Regions from separate parts of the Homo sapiens genome. Here region 1 is linked to region 2. Evidence: read pairs that join two places in POLR2A ChIA-PET (ENCODE). Cell type or tissue: PC-3. All regions are shown on one strand. Links, peaks and the distances in the headings refer to the core of each region. The heading gives the core; the rest is flanking DNA.

Region 1 (10,094 bases), core at 856-8,855, 100 kb before region 2:
AGCCCAGGAGTTCGAGACCAGCCTGGGCAACACAGTGAAGCCCTGTCTCTACCAAAAATACAAAAATTAGCAAGGTGTGATGGCATGCGCCTGCAGTCCCAGCTACTCAGGAGGCTGAGGTGGGAGGATGATTTGAGCCTGGGAAGTGGAGGTAGCAGTTAGCTGAGATTGCATCATTGCACTCCAGCCTGGGCAACAGAGCCAGACCCTGTTTCAAAAAATTTATTTTAATTAAAAAATTATTTAAAAGAATCATGGTAGTAAGATACACATGGTTTTAAAAATAAAATAGTACCAAAAATTTACAACTTAAAAAACGCTTCATGCCAGGGTCAGTGGCTCACACCTGTAATGCCAGCACCTTTGGCCAAGGTGGGAGGATCCCTTGAGCCCAGGAGTTTGAGATCGGCCTGGGCAATGAAGCAAAACTCCATCTCTACAAAAAATACAAAAATTAGCCAGGTGTGGTGGTGCACACTTGTAGTCCTAGCTACTCGGGAGGCTGAGGTGGGAGAATCGCTAGAGCTGGGCTGAGGCAGGAGGATTACTGTCCAGGCTGCAGTGAGCTGTGATCACACCACTGCACTCCAGCCTGGGTGACAGAGCAAGACCCTGTCAAAAAAAAAAAGTGGCAGTTCCACTTCCACCCACTCTCAGTCTTTTAGCTGCTTCTTTTAGTATCTACAGGCAAATTTCTATATGAGATACTCATATGGCTAGTTTTTGTTTTCTCAATTTTGGACATGTTCTGTTGATTTCCATAAACTTGAGGAGGATTTAGTTTTTCCCAATACCATCTATTTTTCTTATCCTTCATAGGCCAGCTAACATTTTAAGGTAGTAGAAAAGATATTGATTTGGGGGCTGGGGGGTGAAGAGAGCAACATAATGATAAGCACTGTATTAGTCAGAGCTCTCCGGATAGACAAAACCAACAAGATAAATAATATCTTCATATAATATAATATATTACATAGATATAAATATAAGGTATCTCTCATATAATACATGAAGGGATTTATCAGGGGAATTGGCCAACATAATTAGGGAGGCTGAGAATTTCCATAACAGACCATTTGCAAGCTAGAAACCCTGGGATGCTGGGCCAAATTCAAGGGCCCAAAAACCCAAGGGGGCCACACATGTAAGTCTTGGTTTCTAAAGACTAAAGAGCCTGCAGTTCTGATGTCCAAGGGCAGGAGAAGAAACAGCTCCTGGAGAAAGAGATCAACTCACCTTTCCTCTGTTTCTGTTCTGTCTGGGCCTCTAGCTGATTTGATGGTGCTCATTCACACATCGAGGGCAGATCTTCCTGAACTTTGTCCACTCAGACTCACACAGCAATCTCCTCTTGAAACACCCTTACAGACACACCAAAAAATGCTGCTTTAGGCTGGTGTGGTGGTTCACGCCTGTAATCCCAGCACTTTGGGGGGCCAAGGCAGGTGGATCACGAGATCAGGAGATCGAGACCATCCTGGCTAACATGGTGAAATCCTGTCAATACTAAAAATACAAAAAATTAGCCCAGGGTGGTGGTGGGCGCCTGTAGTCCCAGCTACTCAGGAGGCTGAGGCAGGAGAATGGCATGAACCTGGGAAGCAGAGCTTGCAGTGAGCTGAGATCGCGCCACTGCACTCCAGCCTGGGAGACAGAGCGAGACTCGGTCTCGGGAAAAAAAAAATGCTGCTTTACCAGTTCTCTAGGTATTCCTTAAACCCACCAAGTTGATACTTAAAATTAATCATTGTGGCCGGGCACGGTGGCTCAAGCCTGCAATCCCAGCACTTTGGGAGGCCGAGGCAGGTTGATTGCTTGAGCTCACGAGTTTGAGGCCAGCCTGGGCAACATGATGATACCCCCTCTCTATAAAAAATACAAAAATTAGCCTGGCATGGTGGCGCACACCTGTAATCCCAGCTATTCGGGAGGCTGAGGTGGGAGGATGGCTTGAGCCTGAAAGGTGGAGGTGGCAATGAGCTGAGATCACACCACCACACTCCAGCCTGGATGATAGAGCCAGATCTTGTCTCAAAAAATAAAATTAAAATAAATTAATTTAACCATTGCAACAGCTAACACTTATTATGTGCCATCCAAGTGTGTGGTCCTTCACCTCCATTTTATCTTTGATTCTGACCACCACCCTATGAAGTAGTTATGGTTATTGATCCCCGTATTTCTGATGAGGAAATGCAAGCACGGAAAGTTAGACAACCTGCTCGAGGTTACCCACCCAGGAAGAGGTGGAGCTGGGAAGAGAGTCCCCAGGACTGAGCCTGCTTTAACCACTCTCCAGTTCCAGGCTGCAAACTCCCTTTTTCCTTTGAAGGAACTTGACTTGGTCTCTGTTGAACATCAAAAAATACTGATTGGCCAGTCGCGGTGGTGATCACACCTGTAATCCCAGCACTTTGGGAGGCCGAGGCAGGTGGATCACAAGGTCAGGAGTTCAAGACCAGCCTGGCCAAGATGGTGAAACCCCGTCTCTACTAGAAATACAAAAAAATTAGCCAGGCATGGTGGCGGGCACCTGTAATCCCAGGTACTTGGGAGGCCGAGGCAGAGAATTGCTTGAATCCGGGAGGTGGAGGTAGCAGTGAGCCGAGATTGCGCCATTGCACTCCAGCCTGGGTGACAGAGAGAGACTCTGTCTCAAAAAAAAAAAAAAAAAAAAAAAGTCCTGATTAAGGCACATGAGTAGAAGCTGAAATGGGATGATAAGGGGGCTATTTATTTATTTATTTATTTATTGAGACAGAGTTTCGCTCTATCACCCAGGCTGGAGTGCAGTGGCGCGATCTCAGCTCATTGCAACCTCTGCTTCCTGGCTTCAAGCGATTTTCCTGCCTCAGCCTCTCGAGTAGCTGGGACTACAGGTCTGTGCCACCACACCTGGCTAAGTTTTTTTATTTTCAAGTGGAGACGAGGTTTTGCCATGTTGGCCAGGCTGGTCTGGAACTCCTGACCTCAAGTGATCCATCCGCCTCGGCCTCCCAGAGTGCTGGGATTATAGGCGTGAGCCATGGTACCCGACCCCTAAGAGGGCTGTTTAGAGTGAGCATAATGAATATTCATAGAGCCCTAGAGAGCCCCACCTGACACCAGGATTGAGGGAAAAGGGGTAATTAAAGCAAAAACCTTCAGAGACATTTGAATCCATAATCGAAAAGGTACCAGGTTGTCCAGCTCCCTTTCCCAGCTATGCAACAATGGGGATACTGACAAGTGTTTGGATTGGATGTCTTTAGATAAGTGTCCACCCTCTTAGCCAATCAGCTGTGGCCAGGAATCATGTGATACCAAATGTAGTGCACAGCAGGGATGGGGGAGAGATTCCTTTAGAAATAAGTGTGGGTGGGACAACTTGTGATTGACTCCAGTATGAGGTGAGAAGGAGCCATGAATAAGTTCAAACTATCATTGTGACAGACACATAGTTGTTGCTCATTAATATTTACTAGATAAATAATACATTGGAGCTTGAGTACCACTGTATAATTGGTTTTCCCAACATTAGATTTGTTTAAAGTTATCCAATGTTTCAATAGTTCCAATTTCTCCTACTATACCCGCAATGGATGGTTTCTTTTGAGACACTCAGAGAAAGCCTAGCATTTAAGGGCGCAGGTTGTGGAGATAGACTGCCGGGGTTTTAAGTCCAGATCAACTCTTTCCTGTCCTCATGACCTTGTGCAAGCAAATCTACCCTTCTCTGAGCCTTGTTTCCTCATCTTACAAAATAAGGATAAAAATCACACCTGCTCATAGGATTGTTGCAAAGATCAAGGGGACCATGGTGAAGTACATATCCGGGTGCCTGGCACACATTCAATTTTGGATTTTCAAGTCCTTTTATGGATTCGATGTGAGATTGTTTTCAGTTCTCAGATTGGTTTTCTTGTTCCCTCTTCCAACTTCCCCCACCCTTTGTCAACAATTAAAGAAAAAAAGAAAAAAATGTTTCCTTCTTCCTTTAGTTCCTTGTAAGTGTCCATTCAACGGTCATTCTCATAGCTTTTGCCAGTTGCCATCATGGATCATCTTAGTAGTTTTCTGTTGTATAATTTTCCAGCTTTTCTTTTCATTTGTTCACACTTGATCAGGGGTTTCCACTTCATGGTGCTGGGGAGCTTTTAAAAAATACCCTGAGGCCGGGCGCAATGGCTCACATCTATAATCCCAGCATTTTGGGAGGCCGAGATGGGAGGATTGCTTGAGGCCAGGAGTTCTAGATCAGCCTGGGCAACAAAGCAAGACCCCATCTCTACAATAAATAAATTAGCTGGGTATGCTGGGATGAGCCTGTGATCCCAGCTACTAGGGAGGTTGAGGTGGGAGGATTGCTTTAGCCCAGGTGGTTGGGGCTGTAATGAGCCATGATCATGCCACTGCAACTCCAGCCTGGGCAACAGAGCAAGAACTTGTCTCAAAAATAAATAAATAAATATTGAAAAAATAAAAAATACCCAGGCTTGGCCTCCACCTCCCGAGAGTTGAGTTCAATTGGTTTGAAATGGAGCCAGGCAATTCTTATATGCAGCCTGAACTGAGAACCATTTATTCAACAAATATTTATGGGGTACCTTCTATGTGCCAGACACTGTTCTAGTACTTGGGACACATCAGTGAAACCTCATGGAGCTTAAGTTCTAAAGGGGTCAGAAATTCTAGTGAGAGGTGGCTTAGGGGAACCATTAAACTATCTAGGATCTTGAAGGCAGAGACTTTATTTTACTCATGTTTTTATTCCCCAGGGTCAGGGCTGTAGAATTCACCCAATAACGCTTGTTGAAAGAATGAGTGATCTTTGGCCTTCTCATACCTAATTTACATTTTTCTTTTCTTGATTCATTTCACTAGACCCTTAGCTCCACGATGACAATGACAGGTCGAATTTGTTCTGTCATACCCCCAGTGCCTATTACAGTGCCTGGCACATAGGTGCTCAGTAAACCGTACTTAAATGCATGCCTGTATTTGTTACAGCAGCCTGGGTTTCAAGAGTGTTATACGGATAACATTAATGAATCCACGCAAATAAACATTTAGACACGCATCGTCAATCAAAGGGTGCTCACTGGTACCCGGACAACCATTTCACAGACTGGTGTGCCCTATAGGCATCCCAGTGATACACCATCAGCCAGAGAGCCTGTGAACTCTTCCAAGCAGAAGGGCTCTCCCTGCCCCCTCTCCCCGCGCAGCTCGCTCTGCCCTCCGCCTCCTCTTCTCCGCCCACTCTCGCCGCGGTCTCCTGGCGGCGGAGGCTTTGTCTCGTGGGCTGGTCCCCAGCGGCTCCCTCCCCGAACAGCTGCTGCTCCAGGGAGGAAGCGGCGCGGGTGCTGTCCAGCTTCCCGGTGCTGAAAACCGGAGGGCTCGTCATCCACCACTACCATGTAAGGGCCATGAGAAGGGCTCATCCTGGCGCAGCGCGGACATGGAGGAGGACTTATTCCAGCTAAGGCAGCTGCCGTGAGTATCATGGGGGCGAGCAAGAGGCAGACAGGCTTTCTTTTAAAAAACGAAAACCTGCAAGGGGGGTGGGGGGGGGTACATCTCTGCATGGTTTCTTGAATTTAAAGGGAACTGTTTCAGAGGAAGGAATTAGGGCCTGGAGGAGACAAGCCATTTTCTTTCCCCAGCAGCCCAGCCTCTGTATCTCTGACTCAGTTCCATTTATCAGATCTGTCAGGACCTTATGGGGGAACCACGGGGGTTATGATTCCCCTTTTAATTGCTCTCAATCCTAAAAGGATTTTCAGATGTGAGCTTTAAGAAAGCATTAGCTGCTGTTTTGAAATGTGGACAGAATTGGTGAGTCTATGCAATGACATCGGTCCTTTCCAGCCCTAATCCTATGCTGTGAAATCCATAATTTTTCTGCAAGGTCTTTTGGAAGGGAATGATACTGATGCTGCAAACTGGTTGATAAAAAAAACTGGGATGCCTTCCTAGAGGAGAGGGTTGGGCAAAGTCCTGTTGTTTATGAAGTGTGTGAATGAGAGGGCTGTGCACGGTCGGTGAAACCTCTTGCCTTCTTCTGAATGAAAGGTTTTTGTAGCAGCTAGCTAGAGTGAGACTCACTGTCGGAACATCAGGAATATACTGCTTTGAGGATGGCGATTTTTAAGAAAAACCAAATTTGCTCTGAGAATCTGGGGGAAATATCAAGCAACCGAAAGGACAGGGGCCTTGTAGAGGGGCTTACAGATTTTTCCTACCACAAGCAGATAGTGATTTGTTAAGTAAATTCCAAGAGTATGAGAGGGGGCATTAAAAAGAACATTGGTGGGGCAGGGGTTGTTTTAATTTTTAGAAGCACTAGCCATTTGAGTGGTAAGAGTAGATTCCCTTTGGGATTGTTAGAAAGGATAAATTATAGTTAGTGTGTGTGTATTTTCTTGATTTTAAAAATGGTGGATTATTTTTTTCTATAATCTACTGAGGAATTCTCCCAAGTGACTTTTAGTGTGACTGATACAGTTCTCTGAGGCTGTGAGTACTGAAGGGGATTGTAATGTTTACTTTTCAATCAGAGTAAAATTAGTTTTCACCAAAATTTTTAATTAATTTAAAATTTGCTTTAAAGTTTTACTAATTGATCCACAAATAGTATATCTGATTATGTAATACAGCATTATTTCACAAATGCTAGAGGATGTTCAGTAATAATATCCAGACGTAGATATAACAGTACATAAAAATGTAAAGGTCTGATTACAAATTTCCCAAGGAAAACATACAACTTTTATTGAGAATAAATATCATGTTCAAAAATAAAATGATTACCCCCAATAAAAAATAATTTAATATCAGAAATGTGAACTTTGGTACTCAGAATTAGACTACATATTGGAACTGTGGTTTTCCTGGGATAAATTTTTCAATAATGTCAGAGGATGTGAACTTTTCAAAGATTCATGTGTATATGAACTTTGCAAAAGGGTCATGTATATTTAATCTACTAATATATAGACCTGACATTATCATGACAATTCCTTCTTTAATTAAAAAAAGCAAAAATAAGAAGTTTTCACTTATTTAAATGTAAAAATTTAGGTTTTTATAGGAATATAATACAATGTACCAATAAATAAAGGTAAATAAAGTTCAAAGAGAAGCACAAGAATAAAGAGTAAGTCTCCTTTCTTTTCAAACCCCAGTTCTATTCCCCAGAGTTAAGTTTCTTGATTATTCTTTCTGGTGCTTAATAGGCATAAATACATATATTATCTATTAGGCCAAATTGTGTACTGGTTAAGTACATTATCTCTTGAATCAGACATACTTGGGTTCAAATCCTTACTATGCCACTTCCTGGCTGTGTGACTTTAAGCAAGTGACTTAACCTTTCTGAGACTCAGTTTCCTTAGCTACACAATGAGGATCATAACAGTACTTAATTCATAAGGTTATTGTGAAGATCAAATGAGATAATGTATGCCAAATGCCGGGCAGACACAAAGCACTCAATGCATATTAGCTATTACTATTATTACATCTGAAAAATCATTTATATAAACAAAATATGTAGGTTTACTGTACTGGACTCCCTCAAAATCTTAATCTGCAAACCCCAAATGACATTTGAATGAAGTCAAAATTAGCCCTGAAATGTGTTGACCTCAATTTCTAAAAAAAGAGTAAGCTAAAAGGAATGGCCACATGAATCTGAGTGGGTTACAAATCACGATTTAGATGTTTTTTAAACCACACCCTTCGTATATTATGCACAGATTGCAGGCAGCAGATTTCCCGAGAGCAATATGGCTAAAAAAAAATTCAGAGTGCCTTGTAGAGGGTTGGCAAGAGTGGACTTTGGAATAGGCTCAGTCCCGTGGGAGGCCAAGTGTTAGCAGATTATAAGCCACTAAGTAGTTCACATGGTTGGGGAATGGGGAAAGGGAGTGAGGGAGTCTAAGAAACAGTCCTTCCTCACACTTGAAGGAACCCTCACACAGCTCTGGGGTGGTTCATTTGAGACCACAAAAGACCATTGTTTTTCACATGCTGTCCACTCTGGGACAGCACCACATAGAGGAGATTTGGGAGGCTGAGAGTTTGCATCCAGTTCTGCCTTTTTGTGTGACCTTGTGCAAATCAGACTTTTCTAGGTCTGTTCTTTCTAGGATGATTTCTTGAAAGCAAGTTTGCAGACACTGATTGATCGATTCATTCATTCATTCATTCATTCATTCATCCATCCATTCTTTCACTGATTTACTTAGATACCATCCTAGGTACAAAGGATTCTACAGCTGAGTAAGGTAGAATGGTTCTTGCGCTTAAGCACCTCGCAATCTAGAGCTGCAATGTCCAATAGTACATTTAGCCACTAGCTACATGTGGCTATTTAAATTTAAACTTAAATGAATTTAAAGTATGCATTTTGTACATGAAATAATTTATATAGTATAATAAAGAATATAAAATGTATATATAATATACAATAGAAAATATGTGGCCAGGTGCAGTGGGTCATGCCTATAATCCCAGCACTTTGGGAGACCGAGGTGGGTGGATCATTTGAGGTCAGCAGTTCGAGACAAGCCTGACCAACATGGTGAAACACTGTCTCTACTAAAAATACAAAAAAAATTAGTCAGGCATGGTGGCACATCCCAGCTACTTGGGAGGCTGAGGCAGGAGAATCTCTTGAACCTGGGAGGCAGAGGTTGCGGTGAGCAAAGATTGTGCCACTGCACTCCAGCCTGGGCAACACAGTGAGACTCTGTCTCAAAAAAAATGTGTGTGTATATATATAATGTAAAATTTTAAAAAAATCTGTCCCTCAGTCATACTAACCACATTTCAAATACTCAATAGCTACATGTGGCTAGTGGCTACTATATTGGACAGCATACGTGTAGGCCAGCAGTCCCCAACTTTTTTGGCTCCAGGGACTGGTTTCTTGGAAGACAATTTTTCCATGGATGGGGGTGGTTAGGTAGGGGGATGGGGTTGGGGTTTCAGGATAAAACCATTCCACCTCAGATCTTCAGGCATTAGATTCTCATAAGGAGCCTGCAACTTAGACCCCTTGTGTGTCAGTTCACAATAGGGTTCACGCTCCTATGAGAATCTAATGCCGCTGCTGATTGACAGGAGGTGGAGCTTGGGCGGTAATGCTCACTCACCCAAGGCTCACTGTGCAGCCCGGTTCCTAACAGGCCAGAGACCGTTACGGGTCCTTGGCCCAGGGATTGGGGACCCCTGGTCTAGGACATTTCCATAATTGCAGAAAGTTCTATTGGACAGCACTGGTTTGGTAGGAGGGAGGACACTGAACACATCATTGCAAATAATTATGAGAATTGTCTTAAGTGCTATCAAGAACTACTGCAAGCCTGGGGAATATATTGAGACCTGTTACTACTAAAAAAATTTTTTTCTTAATTAGCCAGGTCTGGTGGCTCATGCCTGTGGCCCCAACTACTAGGGAGGCTGAGGCAGGAGGATTGCTTGAGCCTGGGGGTTCAAGGCTGCAATGAGCCATGATCATGACACTGCACTCCAGCCTGAGTGACAGAGTGAGATCCTGTCTCAAAAAAAAAAAAAAAAGAACTAATGCAGGGTACAGGTAAGGAAACTAGTTTTAGATGGGAGGTGGGTATCAGGGAAGGCTTCCCTGAGGAAGTGACATTTGACCTGATCCTCTGGAGATATGATTTCAGGAAAAAGAGAGAGGATTAAGAACATTCCAGGAAGAAGAAACTGTATGGGTAAAAGCCCTGAATTGGGAAAAAAGCTTGGTGTGTCTCAAAATCAGCCAAAAGATCATTAATGAACAAGTGGCTTGAGGGGAAACTGCTGAGGATAACAGGGAGTAGGCCATCCAGGGTCTTGTAGTATATGACAAGGAGTTGGGACATCATCCTGCATTTGCTGAATCTACTGTCTCCTTTCTTACAAACCCTGTCTTTCAAGATTGAGTTTGGGTCCACCATTTTAATAAATCTGCCCCTGACTTCTGCCGGTCTTAATCAATAGCAGAGGTAAAAATGTGGAAACTGACTCAGGCAGATCTGGGTTCAAACTCTGGCTCCGGCCCTATCTGGGTGGCCTCGGGCCAAAGCCTTCTTCTCCCCAAG
Region 2 (10,094 bases), core at 690-8,689:
TTTGCAGGATGCCAAGCAAGGAGAAACAAGCAGTTCACACTGAAGATCCGACCTCCTGGATGGCTTATAAACAAGGATTTTTAAAGGCAGGGGTACATTTTAGGAAAGTAGAAGTTACAGGCAAAATCAGAGGTCAATCCATGGAAACTATACCTTGGTTTGGACCCTGAAATTGGGATATCTTGAGGATCAGGGGGCCTTACAGGTGGACTTAGAGATTCTTTGATTTGTAATTGGTAAAAAAAAAAAGGAAGGCTTTTTCAAAAACTTGAGGTCAGCAGGAAGGAGTGTTAAGGTTTGGCCTGTGGGCCTGACTCTCTCTAGGCCCCTCAGGAAAAGATTTATAATCAAGGGCAGTGGTCAGAGTTGAGTCCTCAGTTCTCCCTTATCTATTATGTCTACTCAATGGTGGTCAGCATTTTCCATCTGGTGGATTCTGGGTTTCTGAAACCAACTCAGGGACATATGTTAAGATGTTATCTTTAGTTTCTATAGGGAACCAAACATCCTGTGGCTCTAACCTTCTTGGGTGGCTATTATTTTAAGGTATTTTTACCTTCCTGTTTATTAAGTTCTTCAGTTACTTCTCAAGGCTAGCTAGGTGCCTGGTATTTCTCTTGAAGGGACTCAAGATTTTCCTTTATTTCCATGTTTGGGGGTGGTGGGCAGAAGCCTCCTGAGACAGGGTCCCTGCTCTGTCTCAGCAGTGATGAGATGTGGCCAATCCTATTCTAATATATTTTGAAGGTTGAACAGCTGATGGGTTGGCCGTAGGGTATAATAAAAGAGAATAGTCAAGGATACCTCCAAGGCTTTCTGCCTGAGCAACTGGAAGGATGGAGATGCCACAACTGAGATGGGGAAAGTGTAGGTGGAGCAACTTTGGGGGACACTCACCCTCTCTGAGTCTTGCCTGTTAAATGGCTGGTTCAGATAGGGTGTGTGAATCAATTTGGACTGCTATAACAAAATACCTTAGACTGGGTAACTTAGAAACAACAGAAATTTATTTCTGTCGGTCCTGGGGGGCTGGGAAGTCTAAAATCAAGGCACCAGTAGATTCAGTGTCTGGGGAGAGCTCTCTGCTTTATAGACAGCATCTTCTTGTGGCATCCTCACATGATAAAAGGGGCAAACACTGTGTCCTCAGATGGCATAAGGGCTGGGGAGCTCCCTTCAACCTCTTTAATGAAGACACTAATCCCATTCATGATGGAAGAGCCTTCATGACTTAATCACTTCCCCAAAGTCCCTACCTCTTAATACCAACACAATGGAGATTAGGTTTCAACATGAATTTTGGAGGGACACATTTCAGACCATTTCACCTCTATCTTTAGGAGATTAGTCCCATAGTTTGAGAGTAAAGCAAGGTCAGGAAGGGAGCAATGTAGCATTCATCCTTCTTTATTAACTCTGCCTGGAACAGGGATGAGATCTTGTTTCCATCACCTCTTTGGCCATTGGGTTCCACTCCAATTCGCTTTCAATAAAAAGGTTAGGGGTAGATGGTGAGGGACAGGAACAGGTGATAACCATGTATTAGTTATCTATTGGTGCATAACAGAATTACCACAAACTCCTGACCTACAGAAACTATGAGATGATAAATGTGTGTTGTTTCTTAGTGGCCTGAGACAGCACACACTTATCATCTCATAGCTTCTGTAGGTCAGGAGTCTGGACACAACTTAGCAGGGTCCTTTGCCAGGCTGCAATCAAGGCATCAGCCAGGACTGGAGGTCTGTGTTCTCATCTGGAAGCTCAACTGTGGAAGGACCCACCACCCCACCTATGTTGGTTGTTGGTAGCATTCAATTCCTTGTGGTTGTAGGACTGAGAGCTTCAAATTCTTGCTGGCTGTCAACTGAGGCTGCCCTCAGCAACTAGAGGCTCCCCTCCACTCCTTGCCACCACATAGGCCACCTACATGGCCACTTGCTCCTTCATAGTCATCAAGGAAAAGCATAAGAGACAGTCCTGCACAATGGGCATTTCAGTCTTGTTTAATGCAATCACATACATCCTGTCACCTTTGCTGTACTCTGTTGGCTAGAAGCAAGTCACAGGCCCCATCTACACAATCAAGGGGAGGGGATTACACAAGAATATGACTACCAGGAAGTGGGGATCATGGGGGCCACCCTAGAGTCTGTCTGCCACTAAAGTGCCTACTACGTGCCAATTCTGTACTAAGCACATTCATACGCATAGCCCACTTTCAGTCTCTCAATCCCTTTACATGGTGCTTTTATTTGCCCCAGTTTTATGAGGAAACTCACACTTAGAGAGATGAAGCTGGAGCACTGCGGCTTGGTGTTCAAACATGAATCTGTCTGTCTCTGAGTCTGGGCTCTTTCTATGGCATCTAAACTGAATCACCCCAGGGAAGGAGGTATGGGGAGCAGGAAGGTGTGATTCAAGACTCTGTATATGTCTCCCCCTCTCTTTCTCTCTCCCAACCCCAGTCTCCAGTCGGAAGAAGGCTGTAGAGGCAAAATGCAGCCTGGCCTGCGAGTACCTGAGTGAGGAGGATTACATGGACTTGCTGTGGACCACCCTCTCTGAGTTTCCAGGTGAGGGACCTGTGCAAGGTGAAGCTGTGTCAGGCAAGCCTGGGAATATGGCAATTGTTCAGCTGGTGGCTCTGTCTACCCTACCTGGAAGCAAATCCCATTTTTAGTCAGCGAGGGACTTTGTTTTTCAATCCTTAACTATAAGTTGTCAAGAACTGTGAAGGGGCTGAGATGTTACCCTACTTGAAGGCTGTCAAGTTAAGCTGCCCAGTTTCATGCATGCTGGCAGAAGACATGAGACTCCTGGGTCAGAGACAAAAGACTATTATAGCAAGCAGCTTGAGTAGTACCTTGGTGACTGTTTCCCTTGCCCCCAAGTCCCATGGGGATGATGAGGAAGGACCCACGTGGAGGCTACACATGCAATGGATTTTCAACACAGCTGGGGAACCCCAAGCTTAGGGAACCCAAATATTTTATAATAGCCTGCCAGAAACCTCCCTAAGGGAGACATCATCTTTATTATATTGGACGATAAGCCAACCTGCCCTTTGCTCCAGAGGGAAACAGTATCCCTATCTTCCAAGGTTGTTTGCTGTACAAACAACTCTGACATGGTAGCCTGGTCCAAAAGGGCAGCTGATCCCTCTGCTCATAAGATGTGTAGAAATATGAGAAACCCATGGAGAATCATCCTCCAACACCAGGCACACTGGAAAGGAACAGTAGAGTGTCAAAAATCCAAACCTGCACGTGATGCAAAGGTGATCTATCTTTTTTTCTTTTAAGAGGAATAATTATTACAACTACAATAACTTCTAGTATTTATTGAGTACCTGTTGTATGCCAAGGCCTGTGTTAAATGTCTTACAGATGCAATCTTATTTAATCTTGTGAAGTCGTTTAGTTATTCCCATTTTACAGCTGAAGAAACTGAGGCTCAGAGTGGTGACATAATTTGCCCAGTGTAGCAGAAACTGTTCCCGCAACTTGCAACTGCTAGGATTCTGTGCCTGAAGACTATCTCAGAAGGAATGAGAAGTGTCTGTATCTAAAAGCAAGCAAGGTAGCTGGAAGTGCCAAGGAGTTAGCACCTGGGAGCAGCCTTTAAACAATACTGTGGGATTTGGTGGACAAATACCCCAGCGTCCTTGCCCATCAGCAGGAAAACTCCAAGGCGCATGTTCTATGCTGGCTTTTGAGTCCCCCAGTGGAATTCAGCTCCAGTTGCCCACAGTAGTGGGCAACTGCTTGATACCCACCTTTTGTTTGTTGCTTTCCCTTCCCAAATTTACTTCCCCACTCTCCTGCTGGTCCTTTCTTGGATTACCTCCCAAGTCGATGCCTTGCACTTGCATCCTTGTCTCAGGGTTTGCTTCTGGGAAAACCCAACTATGATACTGAGTACCCCACAGCAGGCAGCGCTAAGACCTGTGCTGCCACCCTAGAATTCAGAGTCTTCAGTCCCATACTACACTGTCTATCTTTCCTCTAAAACCCTTTCCCCACACAGCTTAGTAGGTAAGAATGAAGGCTAGAAGTTAAACTCAGCATTTGCAATCTCCATTTCTGTGACTTTAAGAAAGTCACATTACATGACATTTCTGTAACTGGAAGCAGTCACCATTTCTGTGATTTTACCTCTCTGAAACCCAGATTCTTCTTTATTTACTATGTGTATTGTTTTATTTGGTTTTGTTCATTAATGTGCCCCAACCTCCTGGAACAGTTCCTGACACACAGTAGGTGCTCATTGACTGAATAACTGTGGAAAAATGCTATTTGATAAATTAATAGCATGTATTTTAGAGGATCGTTTTGATGACTAAACAAGATTATGGATGTAAAAATGGGGCCGGGCATGGTGGCTCATGCCTGTAATCCTGGTGCTTTGGGAGGCCAAGGCAGGCAGATTACCTGAGGTCAGGAGTTCGAGAGCAGCCTGGCCAAATGATGAAACTCCATCTCTACTAAAACTACAAAAATTAGCTGGGCATGATGGCGTGCACCTGTAGTCCCAGCTACTCAGCAGGCTGAGGCACAGGAATCGCTTGAACCCAGGAGGCGGAGATTGCAATAAGCTGATATCACACGCACCACTGCGCCCCACCCTGGGTGACAGAGTGAAGCTCTGTCAAAAAAAAAAAAAAAAAAAGATGTAAAAATGCTTATCTCAAATTCAGTTATTATTATTACTAATAAGCACTATGCTATACTGCCTCTACTGAGGTAGAGTGTGTTATTTTTTAGGCCCATTTTATAGAAGAAGAAAATGAGGCTCAGAGGAGGTAAGGGACTAGCCCAAGACCACATGGCAAGTTAAAGGGAAAATGAGGCATTAGAACCCAGACATCCTGTTCCCTGGATTCAGTGAATGTCATCATTCAGGCTCCTGCTGGTGCCTGGGTTAGTTATCTATTGCCAGGTAACAAATCATCCCAAAAATGTAGTGGCTTAAAACAATGCACACTTATGATCTCACAGTTGTTGTGGCTTCTCTGGGTGTTCTACTTCAGCATATTTCATGTGGCTGCAATCAAGGCATTGGCCCAGGGTCTGTAGTCTCATCTGAAAGCTCAGCTGGGGCAGGATCCACTCCCATGCTTACTGACATGGTTGCTGGCAAGATTCCATTCCTTGAAGGTTTTTGCACTGAGGGCCTCAGTTCCTTGCTGGCTGTTGGCCAGAGGCTACCTTCAGTTCCTTGCCAACTGGCCTTCTCCATCAAAGCAAATATATGAGAAGGGCCAGGGAAAGAGAACACCAAGACAGAAGTCACAGTCTTTTATCACCTGACCTCAAAAGTGACACCTTATCACTTTTGCTGTCTTCTAGTCATTAGAAGTGAGTCACTAAGTCTAGTCCACCCTCCAGGGGAGGGGATGATACAGGCTGTGCTACGAGGATGGAGGGCATTGGGAATCACATCGGAAGCTGCCTATCTCTCCCCACTCCCCTTCCAGGTGTCCTTGTGACTCTGTGGATTATTGACCGCCTGGGGCGCAAGAAGACCATGGCCCTGTGCTTTGTCATCTTCTCCTTCTGCAGCCTCCTGCTGTTTATCTGTGTTGGAAGGTAGGTGATCTGCAAGCCTAGGTATGAGTTTGAGCACAGGTGGAGGTGTGGGTGCAGGTGTGGGTGCAGGCCCAGGTAGATGTGCGGGCCAGGTGTTAATGTAAGCCCAGGTGGAGGTGCAGGCCCAAGTGTGGGTGTAGGTGTGAATATGGGTACAGGTACAGGTGTGAGTGCATGTGTTGGTGTATGCCCAGGTATGGGTGCAGACCCAGGTGTGTGTATAGACCCAAGTGTGGGCACAGGTGTGGGTATAGGCCCAGGTGTGGGTGCAGGCCCAGGTGTGGGTATAGGCCCAGGTGTGGGTATAGGCCCAAGTGTGGGTGCAGGTATAGGTGCAGGCCCAGGTGTGGGTGCAGGCCCAGGTGTGGGTATTGGCCCAAGTGTGGGTACAGGTGGGGTAGATGCCCAGATGTGGGTGTAAGCTCAAGTGTAGGTACAGGTGTGGGTGAGGCTCAGGTGTGGGTGTAAGCCCAAGTGTGGGTGTAAGCCCAAGTGTAGGTACAAGTGTGGGTGAGGCCCAGGTGTGGGTATTGGCCCAAGTATGGGTGCAGGTGTGGGTGCAGGTAGGGGTACAGACCCAGGTGTGAGTGTAGGCCCAAGTGTGGGTGTAGGGTGTGGGTGCCGGCCCAGGTTGCGGGTATTGGCCCAAGTGTGGGTACAAGTGGGGGTGCAGGTGTCAGTGCAGGCCCAGGAGTGGGTGCAGATACAGGTAAAAAGGTGTAGGTGTTCATTAGGACTGAGGGTCATGGCTGCCTCACAACTGGATAAAAGATCAGGGTCTCTGATGGGGGTTGTAGTCAGGGGAGAACTTTGGCCCCAGTTTTGCTCTAATGATGCCATATTTAGACTTTTGATATCATCTCCCAATGAGATCATAAATGTAGCTATTTATATATATGTTAAAACTGTTAACTTGTTCAATGGAAATATTTCAAATAGATCGTTTTGTAATCCCGTTTTAACATTTCTCCATTTTTCCATTTGCCAAGAGCCTCAAAATATAGAAATGGCTTATGCCTCTATTGATCTCTGAGAGGCCCCAGACCACACCTAGTGAGGAATCTGTGGGCCACCTCCTGGTCTGAGGAAGATTGGGAGATGTAGCTTCGACCCTGAAATGTTAGTGTTCTGGGACATTTATGGGAACAATGGGACAGAGGGTTGGGATCAGAATTATCCTAAGAATACTAAATAGTGGTTTACTTTCCCCAGCTCAGCTGGCCCCTGGCTCAATTCCTGCTCCACCCTCAGCCAAATTCCTGTCTGAGCTTTCCACTATTTATATCACTTCTCCCTAATCTTGTGCCCATCCTGGGCACCACAGGTGTTCCCATCTCTCAGCCTGTTACTTTGAGGAATGATTAACTTACAAAAGCAGGACTGTCAAGATGATACTGAAATATGTGTGCCTGCATGTCTGTATCAATGAGCATCGGGGAGGGGTAACCTTTGCCAATTGCTAGGGCATTGATACTGCCTGGGAAGATAGGACTATGCTGAAACAAGCAGACAGAAAAAAATGCCATCATCTGCCTTTATCCTCCTCCTAGAAATGTGCTCACTCTGTTACTCTTCATTGCAAGAGCGTTTATTTCTGGAGGCTTTCAAGCGGCATATGTTTACACACCTGAGGTAGGAGGGGTGTCTGGGAGCTGCTGGGGAACGGGCAGTGGGGGGAGAGTGGCTGTGGGGGATGCTCTGCTTCCAGAAACCATTAAAAAGAATGAGGTGGTGGGCGCGGTAGCTCATGCCTATAATCCCAACACTTTGGGAGGCCGAGGCAGGAGGATCACTTGAGCCCGGATGTTTGAGACCAGCCTGAGCAACATAGCAAGACCCTCTCTCTAAAAAAATAAAATAAAAATGAGCCAGGCTGTGGTGGCGCACACCTGTAGTTCCAGCTACTCAGAAGGCTGAGGTGGGAGGATCACTTGAGCCTAGGAGTTGAAGGCTGCAGTGAGCCATGGTCATGCCACTGTACTCCAGCCTGGGCAATGGAGCAAAACCCTATCTCAAAAAAAAAAAAAAGAATGAGGTGGATGTCTATGTATTGATGTGGACAAGATTTTAAGACATACTACTGAATGGAAAAGGCAGATTGCAGAATATGTATGATATGATACCATTTATGTATTTTACTTTCTATTTTCCATGTGTATATTTTTGAACATATCTGGGAAGATACATTCCAAAGATATCCCTGATAGTAGGGCCCTATGAGGAGAATTTTCCTGGCAGTGGAAGTAGATCAGGAGAGAATTTAGGCATTTTGATTTTTTACAAGGAGGATATATTTCTATATTGTTTATGTAATTGAGTAAATTGAAATATCATGTAGAAATGCATATGGTATGCACTGAAGAAGTATGTGCTGAATAAGTAAGTGAATGAAGATATATGTGCAATATATAATCCAGAAAAGGCTAGAGGAATATACATAAAAATGTGACAAATCTCGAGTGTTGAGATCCTGAATGAGTTTTATATTTTCCTCTTTAAGTTTTTATTCTTTGCAAGCTTTCTACACTGAGCATTGCATTTGTTAAAACATGTTAGCTAATGTAACAGGGAACCCCCAGAGTGGAGGGTTTTGATACGAGAGCAGCTTCTCACTTATAAAAGAGCCCAGGCCAGGCACAGTGGTTCACGCCTGTAAACCCAGCACTTCGGGAGGCCGAGGCAGGTGGATCGCTTGAGCTCAGGAGTTCAAGACCAACCTGGGTAACATGGTGAAACCTCATCCCTAAAAAACATACAAAAATTAGCTGGGAGTGGTGGCACATGCCTGTTGTCCCAGCTACTCGGGGTGGGGCTGAGGTGGGAGGATCACTTGAACCCGGGGAGGTCGAGGCTGCAGTGAGCCATGATTGTGCCACTGCACTCCAGCCTGAATGACAGAGTGAGACCCTGTCTCAAATAAATAAGTAAATAAAATACTATAAAATAAAAGAGTCCAATATGGGTGTTCTAGGTTGGGGGACAGCTTTCCTCCTCCAGTGATTTGGGAACCCAGGCTCCTCGCATCGTGTGCCTTTCTTATCCAGGGATCTTGCCCCAGGGGACATTTGGCAATGCCTGGGAATATTTTGGATTGTCATAAGGTGGCATGGGGAGGCAGAAGGGCTGCTGGAATCTCGTGGGTAGAGGCCAGGGATGCTGCCAAACATCCTACAACGCACAGCAACCCCCACCCCCATGACAAAGAATGAGCCATCCCAAAACATCCACAGTGCCCAGGCTGAGAAGCCCTCTGGCTTAGGGCCATGGAGTCCTTCTCGCAGCCAGCAGACATGGGAAGGGAGAGGAGAAAACATACCCTTCTTAATTACCTTGGGCTGGAAGATGCACAATCCCTTCTCACTTTGCCACTTAACAAAGCACGTGGCCCCTACTGGGTACAAACTGAGAGACTGTAAACATTTCCATCTCTCTCTTTATGAAGTCCCTTGAAAACCTGTGACCCAGGCTTCAAGGTGAACGCATGAGAAGAAGGTAGAGAGCAACCCCTGAGTTGTGAACTTGTGGCAGTTCCTGGTGGAGGAGTCTTTGGGGAGCCCCCCCCAGGACAGAGTGGACCCCTTTACTGGGTTCCCACCCGCAGCTCAGCCTCTTGCCCTAGGTCTGAGTTGAGCCTCCCATGCCCTTTGGGGTGAGGATCCCTGTCCCTTAAGGGCGTCACCAGCACTGGAGGGATTTGCCCTGACTTCCGGCCTGCCCCTGAGGTTGGTCCTATCAGCTTGGAGCTGGAGTGGTGGGAGGAACCTGCATGTCCCCATGCCTATATCCGGCTGCTGTGTTTCAGGTCTACCCCACGGCAACGCGGGCCCTCGGCCTGGGCACCTGCAGCGGCATGGCAAGAGTGGGTGCTCTCATCACTCCGTTCATCGCCCAGGTAGGTGCTGCCCCCAAATACAGAGGGATGGGGGGTGACAAAACCCCATGCATGGCAAGCAGTTACTACATGCCGACTGTCCCCAGAGCCCTCGGGTTGCATTCGCTCATTTTATCATAACAACACACCCGAGGACAGAAGAAATATTGCCTGCAGATGAGAAAACAGAGGCTCAGGGGCTAAAATGACATGCTCAAGGTCATGCAGCTGGAAAGTAGCCAATCCAGGAGTCAAACCCAGGTCTTCCCTGTGAAGAAAATCCTTGGGCTGCCATATGTTTTGCTTAAAAACAATGTGGATGAAAACAAGTGGGCAATTGTGAGTGAATTAATGCAAGAACAGAAAACCAAATACTGCATGTTCTCTGGGAGCTAGACATTGAATACACATAGACATAAAAATAGGAGTAATGGACACTGGGGACCACTCGACTGGGAAGGAAGGGTGGGAGTCATGGGCTGAAAATTCCACCTATTGGGTACTGGGCTCACTACCTGGGGATGGGGTCATTTGTACCCCCAAACTTCAGCATCATGCAATATATCTGTGTAACAAACCTGCAGTGGACCCCTTAATCTATGATAAAAGTTGATTTTTTTTTTTTTTTTTTG

What was found. Peaks named below come from ENCODE experiments on the same cell type or tissue, not always from the same donor. Only the 100,000 strongest peaks of a DNase experiment are listed, where the experiment ranks them.
Region 1: POLR2A ChIA-PET joins it to region 2 with 11 read pairs; 2 of 35 experiments call an interaction of 5 or more read pairs at or near these places.

Annotation. Positions count from the first base shown.
Region 1 is chr12:109,016,215-109,026,308 of GRCh38, reverse strand. SVOP (SV2 related protein) reads left to right here and starts at 5,241. Exons shown (of 16, transcript NM_018711.5): 1 at 5,241-5,475. The coding sequence starts at 5,441. It also overlaps a transcript of USP30 not described here. In PC-3, for the core only: no CTCF peak of the experiment used is centred there; a DNase peak (open chromatin) is centred at 5,348.
Region 2 is chr12:108,915,172-108,925,265 of GRCh38, reverse strand. It overlaps SVOP (SV2 related protein), which reads left to right. Exons shown (of 16, transcript NM_018711.5): 12 at 2,469-2,576; 13 at 5,480-5,591; 14 at 7,142-7,223; 15 at 9,394-9,483. Among named protein-coding and RNA genes, the nearest start is that of DAO, 40 kb to the right of the region's middle. RefSeq lists an enhancer at 6,692-7,207. In PC-3, for the core only: no CTCF peak of the experiment used is centred there; no DNase peak of the experiment used is centred there; H3K27me3 peaks cover 3,497 bases.